Regions from separate parts of the Homo sapiens genome. Here region 2 is linked to region 1. A link is a contact called in ENCODE Hi-C or POLR2A ChIA-PET data. All regions are on one chromosome and are shown on one strand. The core of a region is the stretch at or near the end of the contact, and the rest is flanking DNA. Distances in the headings are between cores, read along the strand shown. Region 1 has its middle 60 kb from the start of ZNF621. Region 2 overlaps ULK4 (unc-51 like kinase 4).

Evidence for each region. A loop is a pair of places that touch in the nucleus more often than their neighbours do. ChIA-PET counts read pairs that join two places held with the same protein, here RNA polymerase II (POLR2A). Pooled maps may share reads with other maps.
Region 2: a map of HepG2 shows a loop between it and region 1 (4-fold over the local background). The contact joins two enhancer-like sites. A Hi-C loop is called at or near these places in 3 of 168 maps with a recorded cell type or tissue (GM12878, HepG2 and endothelial cell of umbilical vein), 4 of 37 single-sample maps with no recorded cell type and 6 of 50 pooled maps. POLR2A ChIA-PET finds 5 or more read pairs at or near these places in 1 of 52 experiments (activated naive CD4-positive, alpha-beta T cell).

Annotation. Positions count from the first base shown.
Region 1 is chr3:40,581,176-40,587,912 of GRCh38, forward strand. It overlaps the pseudogene RPL5P10. Among named protein-coding and RNA genes, the nearest start is that of ZNF621, 60 kb to the left of the region's middle. RefSeq lists an enhancer at 2,783-3,283. Within about 2 kb of position 3,541, at least 6 of the 41 ENCODE cell types and tissues checked have a DNase peak (open chromatin) inside an H3K27ac peak, as active enhancers do.
Region 2 is chr3:41,244,828-41,251,564 of GRCh38, forward strand. It overlaps ULK4 (unc-51 like kinase 4), which reads right to left. Exons shown (of 37, transcript NM_017886.4): 36 at 4,662-4,747; 37 at 1,772-2,165. The coding sequence ends at 2,102. Among named protein-coding and RNA genes, the nearest start is that of CTNNB1, 49 kb to the left of the region's middle. RefSeq lists an enhancer at 4,378-4,878. Within about 2 kb of position 2,869, at least 2 of the 41 ENCODE cell types and tissues checked have a DNase peak (open chromatin) inside an H3K27ac peak, as active enhancers do.

The DNA.
Region 1 (6,737 bases), core at 2,291-4,790:
CAGACCTATTCTCTTTTTCTCCTTTCCTGGTGCCCTGTTTTGATATCCATTGGGAAATCCATGTGAATGACTAGCAAATCTCTTGTCATTTCACAATGTCAGTGTTTTCATGTTGTGATGTGGGGACAGCTTGTGCCTTGTAGGGCTGCTGTGAGCAACACATGTAAGAACAGAATCAAGAGGGCTTTGCAAACTGGGAAGTGCTCTATATGCTTATTGCAGCTCCACTTGTGGTGCCAAGTCCTCTGTTGTGCTATTTATGCCTCCTCCTCCTCCTAGACAGCATTTTTCATGTGCGAGGCATGGTTCTAAGTATTTTGTCATTCAGAAATCTTCCCATATCCTGTAAGGCAGGTGCTTCTATATCTCTTGCAGGCTAGTTTGTGGCAAAGGGGGCTTGAAATGGAGGTTCGTTGCTTCAAACTTTGAAATCAGGGGCCTCACTACTACCCACAGATGGCCTCTCCTGCTCAAAGACATGTTGCTGCAATGGAAATCCATGTGCCTTACTTTCCACATTTTCATTTGTTACCAGATGGAGGCTTAAAAGTAGTTCTCCCTGTGGTTCTCACCTCCCTTTGTATTCGCCTCCAGCCTCAAGGCCCTTGCTTGGGCCCAGCTGTTCTCCACGCCCCATCTACTTCTCTCTTCTGGGATGGAGCAGAAGAGAGGAGGAAGATTGAGGGGACCTGGGAGAGCAGAATGGGTGAGCCCTACTCTGTGTGTCCTGCTGCAGGGAGGGTGGGTGTTGCCTTTGCAGGGATGAGGAAAAAGTAAGGGGTCCCTCCACTCCTAAGCACCATTAACCTTCTGTTAAGCATAGGGACACCTCCAGGATATAGTTGTCATTGATCCATTTGGGTGCTGTTGGTTGAAGTCACACTGGGCATGGCGAATTAGAAAATGCAAGACACTTTTCTTCATGGTAGCAGCCTTCTCATTGCCTGAGGGTCATCACCTCCAACCTTGGGCCAGAAAGGAAGCTCGTGATGCACCCTCCCTCCCTTCTGTCAAAGGGCCAAAGGGTGTTCAGGAGCCTCCCAGGTCACAGAGCTTCATCCAGGAGCTGGGCAGGGAGCAAATGGCATTGGACCTGGGGCTTTTTCATTTTTTGTAATTTCATGAAGGGATGCCTGTTTTTACAAGGTTCATGGTTAGTGCTCAAATTCTAAATTGATGAGAATAGTAGGGGGCTGTGCAAAGGGGGAGGGGCAGGAGGTATGTTTTATAAATGTATCAAGCTATAGCACCAGCACTGAATGAAAAGAAGGAAGCCAGCTAGACAGAAAGAGCATTGGTTGTTAAGGTCCCCTTTGGTCCTAAGATCTGGGATTCAAAGACTGGATCTTATTCATTTGTTTTCATTGAGGTGTAAATGACTGACACATTGTTCTGCTGTCCTTATGGTTTACTCAAGAATGATAGACAAACTTCTCTGAGCCAGATTCTCCAGGCAGCTGTTCCAGGGGAAAACAAAAGCAACTGCAGCTCTGTGAGGAGCCCTCCTGTAGCTCCCAGCTACATACAGGAATAACCTCTGCCAACCCTTCCAGGAGGAGGAAGCTCTAGTGGGTCAGACAAGCCAGGGTGGACCTGGATCCATAGCTCAGTGACACCTCCTTGGGCCTGTCACCCCACCCCGGGCCCCATCGGCACCTCTGGCCAAATCACACTGGAATGATACAGTTGGCTCCTTTCCTTGGCCACCCAGGGGAGGGAGTGGGGCCAGAAGGGAACTTCTCCTCCCAGAACAAACCCAAAGGCAAGTATTTAGACCTGTAGACAGGTCTCAAGTCCCAGTTTCCAATGCAGCAAGTTTGGGTCCCTGAAGACAGGGGTGGTCATGTGCAGATGAAAAGCAATCAGGGAATCAGCCAAATCTTTGCTGAGCGTGTTACAGCTGACTCTATGTGGGAAGACAGGACAGTGGTGAACAACTGCCTGGGGAAGTAAACGTCATAGGAATACACAGGTGGGGGTGAGGTGGGAGCTCAGAGCAGGGGCATGCAGGAGAGGGAGGACGTTGCAAGAGTTGTCTGACAAGTCCGAGTCAGCCACATGAAGAAGGGGTAGAAGATTTTCCAGGCAAGGGAGCAGCTTGTGCAAAATCACAGAGGTGGGGCTGGGCACGGTGGCTCACGCCTGTAATCTCAGAACTTTGGGAGGCCGAGGCGGGTGGATCACCTCAGGTCAGGAGTTCAAGACCAGCCTGACTAATATGGTGAAACCCCGTTTCTACTAAAAATACAAAAATTACCTGGGCATGGTGGCACATGCCTATAATCCCAGCTACTTGGGAGACTGAGGCAGGAGAATCTCTTGAACCTGGGAGGCAGAGGTTGCAGTGAGCTGAGGTTGCGCCACTGCACTCCAGCCTGGGTGACAGAATGAGATTCTGTCTTAAAAACAAAAAACAAAAAACAAAAAAAACTCCAGAGGTGGAAGACAGCAAAGCAGCTTTGCCTTGCTTGAGAGGTAAGTGGGCCACTTAGGAGGGTTCAGAAAAGGAAGGAAAACCCAAAGGTACACTACAGAGTCTTAAACTAACAACGCTGGCAGAAAACCAAACGCCCTCAGGAGTGTCTGGTCGTTCCTGTGACAGCCAGGACTAGGCAGGCCAGAGGGCCCAGATGAGCGCTGGCCTTGCCTGTAGCAGCAAGGCTGGAGGTCCTTCACACTAGATTAAACACAGATCACTTGGAAGGCCCTTGCATGCCCAGCCCCCTCTGAAGGTCACTGATCCTGAGTGTCTGGCACTGAGTTGTAGCTGCGGCCAAATGGGAAGTGCCTGGTCAGAGGTTATGTTGGCATGGTGTTTACAGAGTCAGTCCCTGTGTGCGGAGACACAACCCAAAGCGGCCAGGGCTGGTGGAGAAATGCAGGGCCATCAGGAGATTCCAGAGGCCATAGTGTGATCAGGATGTTTCTCGCTCTACAAATTTTCCTGAGCCCTGGCTCAGGGCCTGGTACTCTGCAGGGGCCTGGGATCAAGAAGCCTCTCCTAACTGCCCAGCAGGGGTAAAGACCCCTGATCCAGGACCACACCCAGCTTGAGGGATGGGAAGATACCTCCTGCCGCCCTACTCCTAGCTTGGCCCTATGGGCCGGGTGTCTTCTGGGCTGGTATGGTCCAGTTTGGGTACTGGAGCTGCAGTTCTATCATTCCATCTTCCCTGAGGAGAGGATCTTGGTGTTGATGGCCAACCGCACATAGGGCCATGGAAGGAGCACCAGTGTCCAATACCAAAACTGGATAAGCCAGTTGCATCCAATGGGTAAATCTCTTAACTTCTCAATTTTTCACCTGTGAAAGGGATTGACGTCTCTACCTTGCAGGGTTAATGGTTGAACGGGACAATGTGTAACGCTGAGGCCCAGGCCCAGCTCAGTCTTCCAGCTATAGCCTGGCACCTTGTAGAGGAGCATTCTCCTGCCACCCTGAGCTGGATGGACAGAAAAAGTCTCCACTGATGAGCAGAGGCCTGGCTGAGCCATTGGCCCCCGGACTTGGCTTGCTTTCTGGCCAGCCTGAGGCTCATGGCCTGCAGGGGGCAGCAGCGGGACGCACCGCCTAGGCCAGGTCTCCTGGCCCGGCTGCTTGGCTCTCTCTGCAGAGTCTGGGATGGAAAGTTCTCCTTTGCGCAGTGAATGCAGCTTGGGTCGATTTGTTTTTAAATGGGTAATGTTTGCAGTTCTTTTATACAAGCCCTTCACATCTGGCATTCAAAGAAGATAATCAGTCTAGACTATCAGACCCGATAGCAGCTTGTATGAAATTTGGGCCCGACTTTGCAGTAAAAGTGCCTCCCTGCTCCACGCCGGCGCTCCCTCCCTCTCCCTCCTTCTCTTCTTGTGACCTTTTATCTCAGCGGGAGCCCTGACTAGAAAGAGGGTTCTGGAAATGTGGTGTGTTTCTCATTAAGTTTCTGCAGCATAAAAGTCACGTGATGCAAAGCTTTTTTTTTCCCCTGTCTCCTGTCTTTCCCCTACGTAACTACAGTAACTCCTGCTGCTTAGGTTCCATTTAATTTGAGATGATTGAAGGCCGAAATCTTGTTGATACGAAGATTAAAAAAAGTCTGTTTCTAGGGTGCTGGTGGTATGTTTGGTTCATTTTTCCTTGGCAGTATGTTTTCCTTGGTGGTATGTTTGGTTCATGTTTCCTTGGTCAAACAATTCCCAATAAAATCGGTCCTCTGCTAGGGACCAAACAGCCCCTTTTCTTTTCTCTTTGCACATCTGTAAATTTCTTTCTTTAAAACTTGAGGCTCTGACTTGGGAGATTTTCATGCTGGGTGGCCAGACTTCTGAGAGGGCCCAAAGGAACCTTGTGGGGCTGTGAGGAGTCTCAAAGCACTAGGAGGGCCACTGCCGTGAACAGCTGCTCTCTTCCCTGCATCTGTTGAGAGACTCTCATCTGAGCCCGGTGGTCTGTGGCAACAAATGGAGACAGAGAGCAAGAGAGAGCGAGAGGTAACGAGAGAGAGAGAGAGCACCATAGGTTCTGACAACTGCTCGAGTCTCCTTTATCTTCTCCTGGGACCAGAGGCTGCAAGCCCTACACTACCTCTCTCAGTATAAAGCCACAGGTTAAAGTTTGTGCAGCTGATGTCTCAAAATAGGCCCCCAGCTTCATGCCTAAAGCACAGTTTCATGAGAGCATGAATTGAGTCACACTTGTGCAAGTGAGCGTTACAGTCACATTGTTGGTGCAGACCAAAGGTCCCTCCCTACCCACTGCTCTACAATGCTCAGCCACTGGCCTCCTCTTCCCTTGGGCCCCTCAGCATGGTCTTCAGCAGCTGGGGGAGGGGCCAGCCTTGCATCTTCCTTTGAAGAACAATGGGGTCCTGGAGTTCAGGGGTCAGTATCATCACTGCCTCATAGTCTTTGAGGGGCAGACTTGCCCATTGGGAGGCAGATCCTCAGGTGATGGCTGTCTCAATACCTGGCTTTTTGCTGACTTTTGTCCTTCCCTTCCCCTCCTGCAGCATCATTTCACCCTCTATTACCAACATTCACAGAAGCCTTTACGATTCAGCCCCACCCGCTTAAGCTTTAGTTCTGAACAACAGAAGAGAAACGAGGAGAAGAGGTATCCATTTCTAGTCTGACTGCCATGAACTCCCTGGGAGACCCTGGGGAGTCCCATCCACCATCTGCGCTTGTCCTTGTCTTCACAATCTGGGGTGGATTTGAGGTTTGCTCAACTCCCTTCCAAGTCAAAGAGTTTGTAGTAGGGGTCAGGAAACAATTGCCTGGAGAAGTCTGCTTTTCTTTCCTTCTTTTTCTCTTTTAGCAGCTTAGTCAATAAATTTATTGTCTTTATCTGAAAAATTCTCATAGAAAATTTCTTGGTTTAGCTCTCAGCAGCCTGTTCTCAAGCTCTGATGAAGCTTGCCTTCTTTTGAGCTACCCAGTGTTTCTTCTGGGCAAGAGACGTTTTGGGACAATTCCACTTTTTCTCTTTAGCTTCTTTCTTGGGCTTCTTTTCATAACCTGGATTCTCTCATATAGCAACGTGGGCTTTCTTACACATCTCCTCCATCATGTATGGAGTTATGCTGTTCTTTATGTATTGAGAAAACTGTTTCTTGTAAGATCTTCAGCTTCTTCCATTAGGTAATGCATGTAATCTGCAACATTCTGACCCATGATGTGCTTCCTATGTACTTCTGCATTAGATGCCTTGCTTTCAGAATCATAAGCAGGGAATCTGTTATTGTGTACTGTGAGAGATGGAGAGGCCTCCATTCACAGCCCCCTTCAGAGCCCCCAAAACTTTATTACTAGTGGTGGTTCTGGCAAGGCCTGCCTTCAAATAGCAGGTAAAATCACCCAGCTGACCATCAATGTTTTCCACGTTGTGTTCATCTCTGGTCACCTCCACTTGGCCTTCATAAATCTTGACCATGCCAGACTTACTGAGAAGCCTGCAGGCCAGCAGCAAGCCAGTACAATATGCTGTAGCATAATGTGTCAGGCCAACCTTCACACCATATTTTGGCAGTTCATATGCTTAAGCTGTGCAGACTATCATATCCCCTCCTATACAGGCATAAGCAATCTGACAAATGATATCTCTGTTTGTCACCAAACTATCATCCTGTATTTGGGTGTGTTGTACTTATTTTTATACAGTATCACCAAGCGTTTCCAAGTATAATCTTCAGTTTTTACGCTTCTATCATTTTCTGAATTTCACTTGGTTTCTCTTAAAGCAGGCCTTGTTTTTGACAACTTTAGCAAACCCCTCCTGTAGAACAGAGACCCATGTTCACAGCTCAACATACCTACAGGCCTCAGAGGTCTGCTTTTCTAAATAAAGTTTTATTGGAACCCAGCCACACTCATTCGTTTACAAATCAGGTCTGTGGCTGCTTTTGCACTACAATGCAGAATTGAGTAGTTACCACAGAGACCATGTACCTGCATAGCCTAAGATATTTACTACCTGGCCCTTTACAGGAAAAGTTTGCCAACATCTGGTCTATGGCTTCAATTTTATTTTATCTTTCATAGGGTGAGGCAGACTTGTCCTCAGAGCCACAGGAATTTTATTTTGTGGAACAAGATCTTGGTGACTTGAATACAACTGAGGAGGCTCTTCCAGGATCCAAGCCATAGAGCAGGTGAAGGAATCTGTATTAGCTTGGGCTGCCTTATAAAATTCATCGACTGGATGGCTTAAACAACTGACATTTATTTCTCACAACTATGGAGGCCAAAAGCCCATG
Region 2 (6,737 bases), core at 1,619-4,118, 660 kb after region 1:
TTTTCCCCAGACAGGCAACACCGGGGCCTAGGGCCAGGACTGGCCCACTGAACAAAATGGCTCTGGAATATTAAGAGTTTCCTGTTCTCTGTTAAACAGCGAAGACGACTCCTTGCTCAAGTGAGAAGGGGAAATAAGAAGAATCTTCCATTGCTCTGAAATACCCTGAGAGGACTCCAGACCCAGAACCCCATGGGCGTTACCCCCACCCAAGAACTAAAGGGAGACGGCAAAGAAAACAGACCTCAGCCTGTTCCTGTATCCAGCAGGCAAAGCCACTGGAGCTGAGAACCAAGCCTCTGGCTGCTCCATCAAGTACTCCCCACTCAATCCCAGAAGTGCAGGCAAAACCAGCCAGGCCAGGGCCACATGGGCACACACAGCTGGAGATGAGCACACCACCCAGGAGGACTTTAAATAGTGAAGCCTCCTCACCGTGGGCACTAAGTAGGCCATGTGAGGTCAAATGAAGCTGCCTGTTCCTGGGTCACACTCTTAGAGGGCACACTCTCATATCCCAATTAGTCACAGCCCAAGCTTTGTGCACCCCATTAGGGGATGAACACAGGGTATGGAGTCAGAGTCCTGGGTTCAGCCAAGCTGTGGGTCCTTGAGCAAGTGGAAACGGCTCCTCTGAGTCTGTTTTCTCATCAATGAAATGAAACTGAGGCGGCTTGCTTCGCAGGTTGTGGTGGGGATTACATAAGGTAATTGACATTCCCTTTGATGCAGTTGTGCACAGAACTGTGTTCATTGTAAGGCAATGAAACTATATCTGAACTATAACACAGGGACGAGGACGACGTCTGCCCTGTGTTTACAGAACTGACCCAAGAACCTCATTAAGTAATGAGGTACTGATGAGGATGCTTCTGGCTGGGCTGCAATGAAATGCTTTACAATGAAAACAACAGTTCTGTGCACAACTGCATCAAAGGTAATGTCAAATATAAACTGTCAAACTACCCAGGTTACTGTGTCAGAGGGGCTGTTGGTGACAGCATGACCAGCTTCCTGACATGCAGTAGATGCGGCCATCTATGGGCCAACATGGCCACTGCCTGGGACAGAATCCATCTGGGCAGTGTTAGAAGGCAAATCCCCTAAGAAGAAGCACCAGAGCATTGGAGCTGGGAAAAGGGTTGGCAGCCACTGATTTAGTGTAGCCTTTTCATTTTGCAGATGGGGGAAAACGAGGCCCCAGAAAGGCCAAGGCATGACCTCAACTTACCCATCTGGTTGGAGCTGCCCAGGGCCCACGCCTACCTACCCAGTCCAGATTCAAGAGTAAGCCTGCCCAGTACAGCAGTCCCAGCATACTTCCACAGTATCCACCCAATATTGCCATGGGCTTGACTGACTCTTACATAGGAGGTTCTAAACATACGTGAGGGAACATGAGGCAGACATGGGATTAGGTGGCAGAAGTTGGGGGAAATGATTCTACCCTGATGCCATCATCCCATTTAGATGGGCAAACCTTCAAGGAAGCCAGTGTTCTTGAGCATTTTGCATTCCTTTAGGCAAACTTTTCACTATCTGTGCTGGTCAGTGAGTCTTACCCAGTCCTCCCCAGGATTCGTGGAATCAGTTTGCTCCCGAAATGAACAAAAGCCAGGCAGGTAAAAGGGGAGAAGACAAGAGGCTCAGAGATTAGCTTCCAAAGGCTTGCTCTGGAGCTGCGGTTGGGAGAGCATTCCTGCCTCGTCCCGCCCTTCCGCTCTTCCCTGAGGAGAGGAGAGATGCTCACAGATGCTGGCAGGCTGAGGACTGTGCTTTGCATCCACTGCTTTATTACCACAGGCAGTGCTAACCTTAGCCCACCTGGCCCACACAGAGAGGGAAAGAACATTTCTGAGAACAGCTAACAAACCTGGGCTTCCCAGATGCATTCCACAGGAACCAAGGAAGTCCATTCTGAGTCAGTTTTCTAGGCCCTGGGGTTAGTGAGCACTTGGGCCACCAGGTTCTGGGTTAAGCTGACTTTATTAGGTCCAAAGACAGCTGTGAGGGGATGTGGCAAAGGTGTCTGGGAGCTGACCTTGCTTATGCATCCGAGGGCTGGGGCCACAGGGCGGGCTTGTGCTAAGCACCTTCTTGCCTAGTGCCCAACGGCTTGGAGGATTTCCAGGGCCAAGGGAGCCACCGCACTGTCGGCAAATGAACTGTAAGAAAAACCAAAGTAGGTACACTTAATAGGCATCTCTAAGGTAAAGTGCTCCCCCCTTTCAAAGGGGCCAGCCTCTTTTGCACCCGAGTATCTGGTGGACCAGCTGCAGCATCCTCTTGGGAAGCAGAAGCAGGAAATCCTGGCCCACAGTCCTGGTGGGGTTCAGAATTGGCCATGCCAGCACCCTGAGCTATTTCTGAGCTCCCAGCCCCAGCCACCACTCACTATCTGAGCCACCTCTGCCAGAAACACTGCCAGTGAGTGGTAGGCAGCCAGACTCTACCAGGCCTGGGGCCTTCAGTGGGCCTGCCTGGCTCCTGCCTGGAGCTGACTTATGTGTCCCAGACCCACTCCACACACTGACCCTCCCTGCTCCATTGCCCTTTCCAGCCAATCAGCCAGGAGCTTTCTTACTCTTATAGGTGTGGATGTGCAATTAAGAGCTTAAAACGGGAACTTTTTTACTGGAGCAAATTGTTTGAGACACATTTAAAACTATGTTTAACAACTGCTAGCAAAGAAAAGACTGAAACCAGTGACCCTTGAAGTGTAAAATTAGCTCGTGGCACACTCTTGACTGCACAGAAATAGAGCTGGTACCAAATAAATGGGTGGGGGTGGGGCCCTGCATAAAAGATGTGGGTGGCAGTGGGATGGGGCCATGACCAGGAGACCGTTCCATGCATTCCTGCTCTGCGCATCAAAGCCCCTGTGTGACAGAAGGAATGCGTTTGAACTTGGCCCACCCCTGGCTGAGTCTAGGCTAGACTAGTGGGGCCATGCTGCGCCCCCGCACACAGCAGGCCCAGTGAGGCTGGAAAGGACAAACTACTGGCAGAGCAGCATCGGAACTGAGAACAATGCCATCCACTCATTCTTGGTTGACAAGAAAACCCTTTCTGGTAAGGCAATCTGAACAAAGTCCAAACGAGAACTTTGCAGGAGCAACTTCCCCGCCCAACACAAGATCTGTCTGGTGTAGACGTTTTAGATGCTGGAGTACTGAGTGTGGGTGCAGGACAGACCACCAGCCTCATGGACCACTGAACCTTGTTTTGACACATTTGGTCCAAATTTGGGTCCAGCATGAGGATGTGCTATTTTTGGCTAAAAGGCAGCTATAGGTCCCTACTATGAGGAGACCCATAGCGCAGGTGCCTAGAGCGAAGGGGCTCTCTAGAGCTGTCTGTCAAACTCCACTCCTCTGTGGCTCTCTCTCTGCCCTCGGCATAAATCTCTGTAGCTGGCTCTATAATGGCATTTTGCACAAGGCCAGGATCCGATGGCATGTGCTCCTCAAAATAGTCTTACAGGAGGCCTATAGGCCAGTCCAGGGAGTCACTGTTCACACCTTACATGGCAGGGGCTCAGCAAGGTGTGAAGGGGCTTTTTGCAGGAAAGTCAGTCTCTCCTGCCCCTCACCTCACAGAAAACCATGAATACGAACTTACTTCTATGGTTTATGCTGAAGACAAAAGGGGTAGGGTTAGGCTAAAAAGGATGGTATCCTCCCCTCTCACCTATCCAGGATTAAATACAAAAGGCTGATTGGAATTGAGCCTTCTCTGCAAACTCACCTTCTTAGCAATGCTTCAGCCACTTATTTTTCTTCAAATTAATAACAAACCCAAAGCACACCAGGAAGCAGATTTCATAGAAACATGTAGTTCTAAAAACAGAATCTACCAGGAAATGGCAGACAGCATTCCAGGTCCAGTGAAGGTCAGGCACCCCATAGGAGGCGGGTCCTTCTCCCCAGGGTGGGGAAATGTTCCACTGAGCATCAGCGTCTCTGTGGGGCTGGCTGGGATGCCAGCTCCTTCTGCTTTTACAGCATGTAACATGCTCCTGGGTGATAGGCCTATCTCCGGTCTGTGGAACTCACTTCTAGGATGTTCTAGACACACTGACTGTACAGCCAAGGACTGGGAGGCTAGCCTAACCCCATGCTGTCAGCTTCCGGGTGTCAAATACGCAGTTCTGTGTGGTCCCTCTGAACTTCTGGCTGAGGAAGGTAACCTGGTGCAGCAGAGCAGGCTAAGCTGTCACATTTGCCCCAGCCCTGCCTGGGCCTTGAGTCCTCCACAAGGTGGTGATGAGGATGCCTCTGGCTGGGCTGCTGATGGGGGCATGTGTGCACAGGCCAGGGGCTGCCTTTCTCATGAGGTTCCTTGCATCTCCCACTTGGTCATCCACTCAACCTCTTCAGGGGCCTCAAGGTGGGAATATTGTTTCCCCTGGCAGGACTAAGACTTTCTCTCCCCCTGTTGATTCCTGTCCCCTCACTTTCCCCACCATAACTGGGGATTCCCAGTGTGTGGAGTGGCAGAGCTTCCCTTCCCACACTGGGAAGGATCTCAGTGGACAGTGATGGGCTGGAAGGTGGTAGTCCCTGGTGTGGAGGGAGATGAGTGGGAGGAGTGGAGAAAGGAATGGCTGAGAGTGTGTGCTGATCTAGAGCAGACTGCTGATCCTCCTGGGTCCCACTTACCCACTCCCAGGGGCCAGCCGCTCCAGAGCCCGCAGGAGGCTGCCTGCATTCTTGAGGCTCTCCAAGTGCTTCTCATTGGAGGTGATCTGCAAGGGCAGGAGGAAGAAGACAGTGGTCAGCTGACCCGTCCCTGACTCATGCCCTGTTGGATGGGCACCCTGAGTATCAGGCCTGCATGGTGCTGTGGCTGCCTAAGGCACTGGGGGGTGTCCCCTGGGCTTGTCTGTAACCCCCATGCGTAACCTCCCCCACAGAGTGTTGCTGACCAAGGGGAAAGAGGCAGGACACTGGTGGTCCTCAGGGGAGGGGACAAGGCAGTCTGCTGGGGCAGAAGACGGCCAGTTCAGGGCAGGGAGCCTCCTGCGGATCTCTCAGGAGAGTTTGTGTCTGGGAACCTGAACTTTCCAATTAAAGCAAAACTACTTTTTCTGTGCTGGGACTCAAGAGGCCTGGCTAGCAACTGGAAATCTGTCTTTGGGGCTCTCAGCCCAACATGATCTCTTTCACGTGGATAGAAGGATGCCAAGAAGGTGCCTGGGGACCTGGGAGAGAGGCATTAATAACTAAACCCCAGGAAGTGTGCCCATGCTAATCGCCACAGTCCTATGAGAAAAACACTTGGGCATGCCTGACTCTGTAGCACCTATTTGCAGAATCATACACTCTCAGGGCTAGAATAGGCTCAGGTGGGGATTTATCTAGACCCACAATTCTAGACCCACCCAGAGACCTCACAATTCAGACCCTCCATAAAATGAGTCCATGTCCTGAAAGGCAGAGAAGAGAAGGCTTTGATTCTACTATTAGACTTGCTTCTCTTAATTCACCGTTGCCTCCTATTGTTATCTTTGTTAGTTTAAAATTTCTTGTAATAAACGCTTGTATGGCACTTTACATTTCAGAATGCTGTTTCCTATATGTTTTCTCATTTAATCTTCTCAACAGCCTACCTTACAAGGTAAGTATATATCATGTTTTATTTATGAGGTAACCAAAGCTGAAATTAAGGGGCTGCTACAGGAGTCCACACGGAGCCAGACTGTCTCCCCACCACGAAGGTGGAACCAGGATGGCTTCAGCTGACTTTGATCACAGCAACCGAGGCTGGATTATTGTCTCCTTAGTTAAGAGGCTCAACATTTTTTAATCAACCACTCATGATAGGTCACAGGGGTAACTAAACATTAACATGAACTCTGAATTATATATGAATGCATTCGCACCTCCACTGAGATCCTCTCCCACCTTCCTGAGTATGCCAGAGAACAGCTGCCAGTTCAACTGCATCAGGTGTGATTTCTGCAAAGATTTGCATCTCGGAAGAGCTGCATGTAAATTTGTTCTGAAATTGCACCCAACTTGATGTGTTCAAAAGACTACTGCTTAAAAATGCCAGCTGTAGTTCAATTATGTCTGAAGTATGCATAAACTTACACTGAAGGTACACTCCCCATCAGGCGTCTTCAGTGAGGATTCCCACTTCATTTTTCTCAGAACTGCCTCAAACAGGTCAGCTGACTACATCCAGGCTCAGTGCCCCGACCAGCCCTGCCATGAGATTGTGTGCAGAGGCTGTGCTCCCAGGAAATCACCCACAAGTTGCAAATAAATCAGAAGATGACTTTCATCCACAAGGCTGGTTAGAAGGTGCAAATAGAAATCTACAGTGACAGTTATGTGATCAAAGGAAGATGCCAAAATGGTATCATGTGTAGCTGACATAAATGTAGACATAAACAACGCCAATTGAAAACTACGTGGTTTGGCCATTTACCTGACTCTTATTCATAACATCAGCTGTTGTTCTGTATATAAGGATGAGTTAATTCAAAAATAAAAATTTTAAATTATATCAATCAGAGGTTCCAGTTCTGCGTAAGACAGAGAAAACACATGACACTCTTTCTCTCCCTCTGGATGCAAATCTACAGCGCAGCTATTTCAGAACACTGAAAAGCAAACAGCAACAGGTAAATAGGAGAGGACACTGAATTCAAAGCACCACTGAACTGGCAGTGAGTTTACCACTTCTTTCTTAGCCTGGATGCAACAAACCCAAACCCCAAAAGCCCTAGA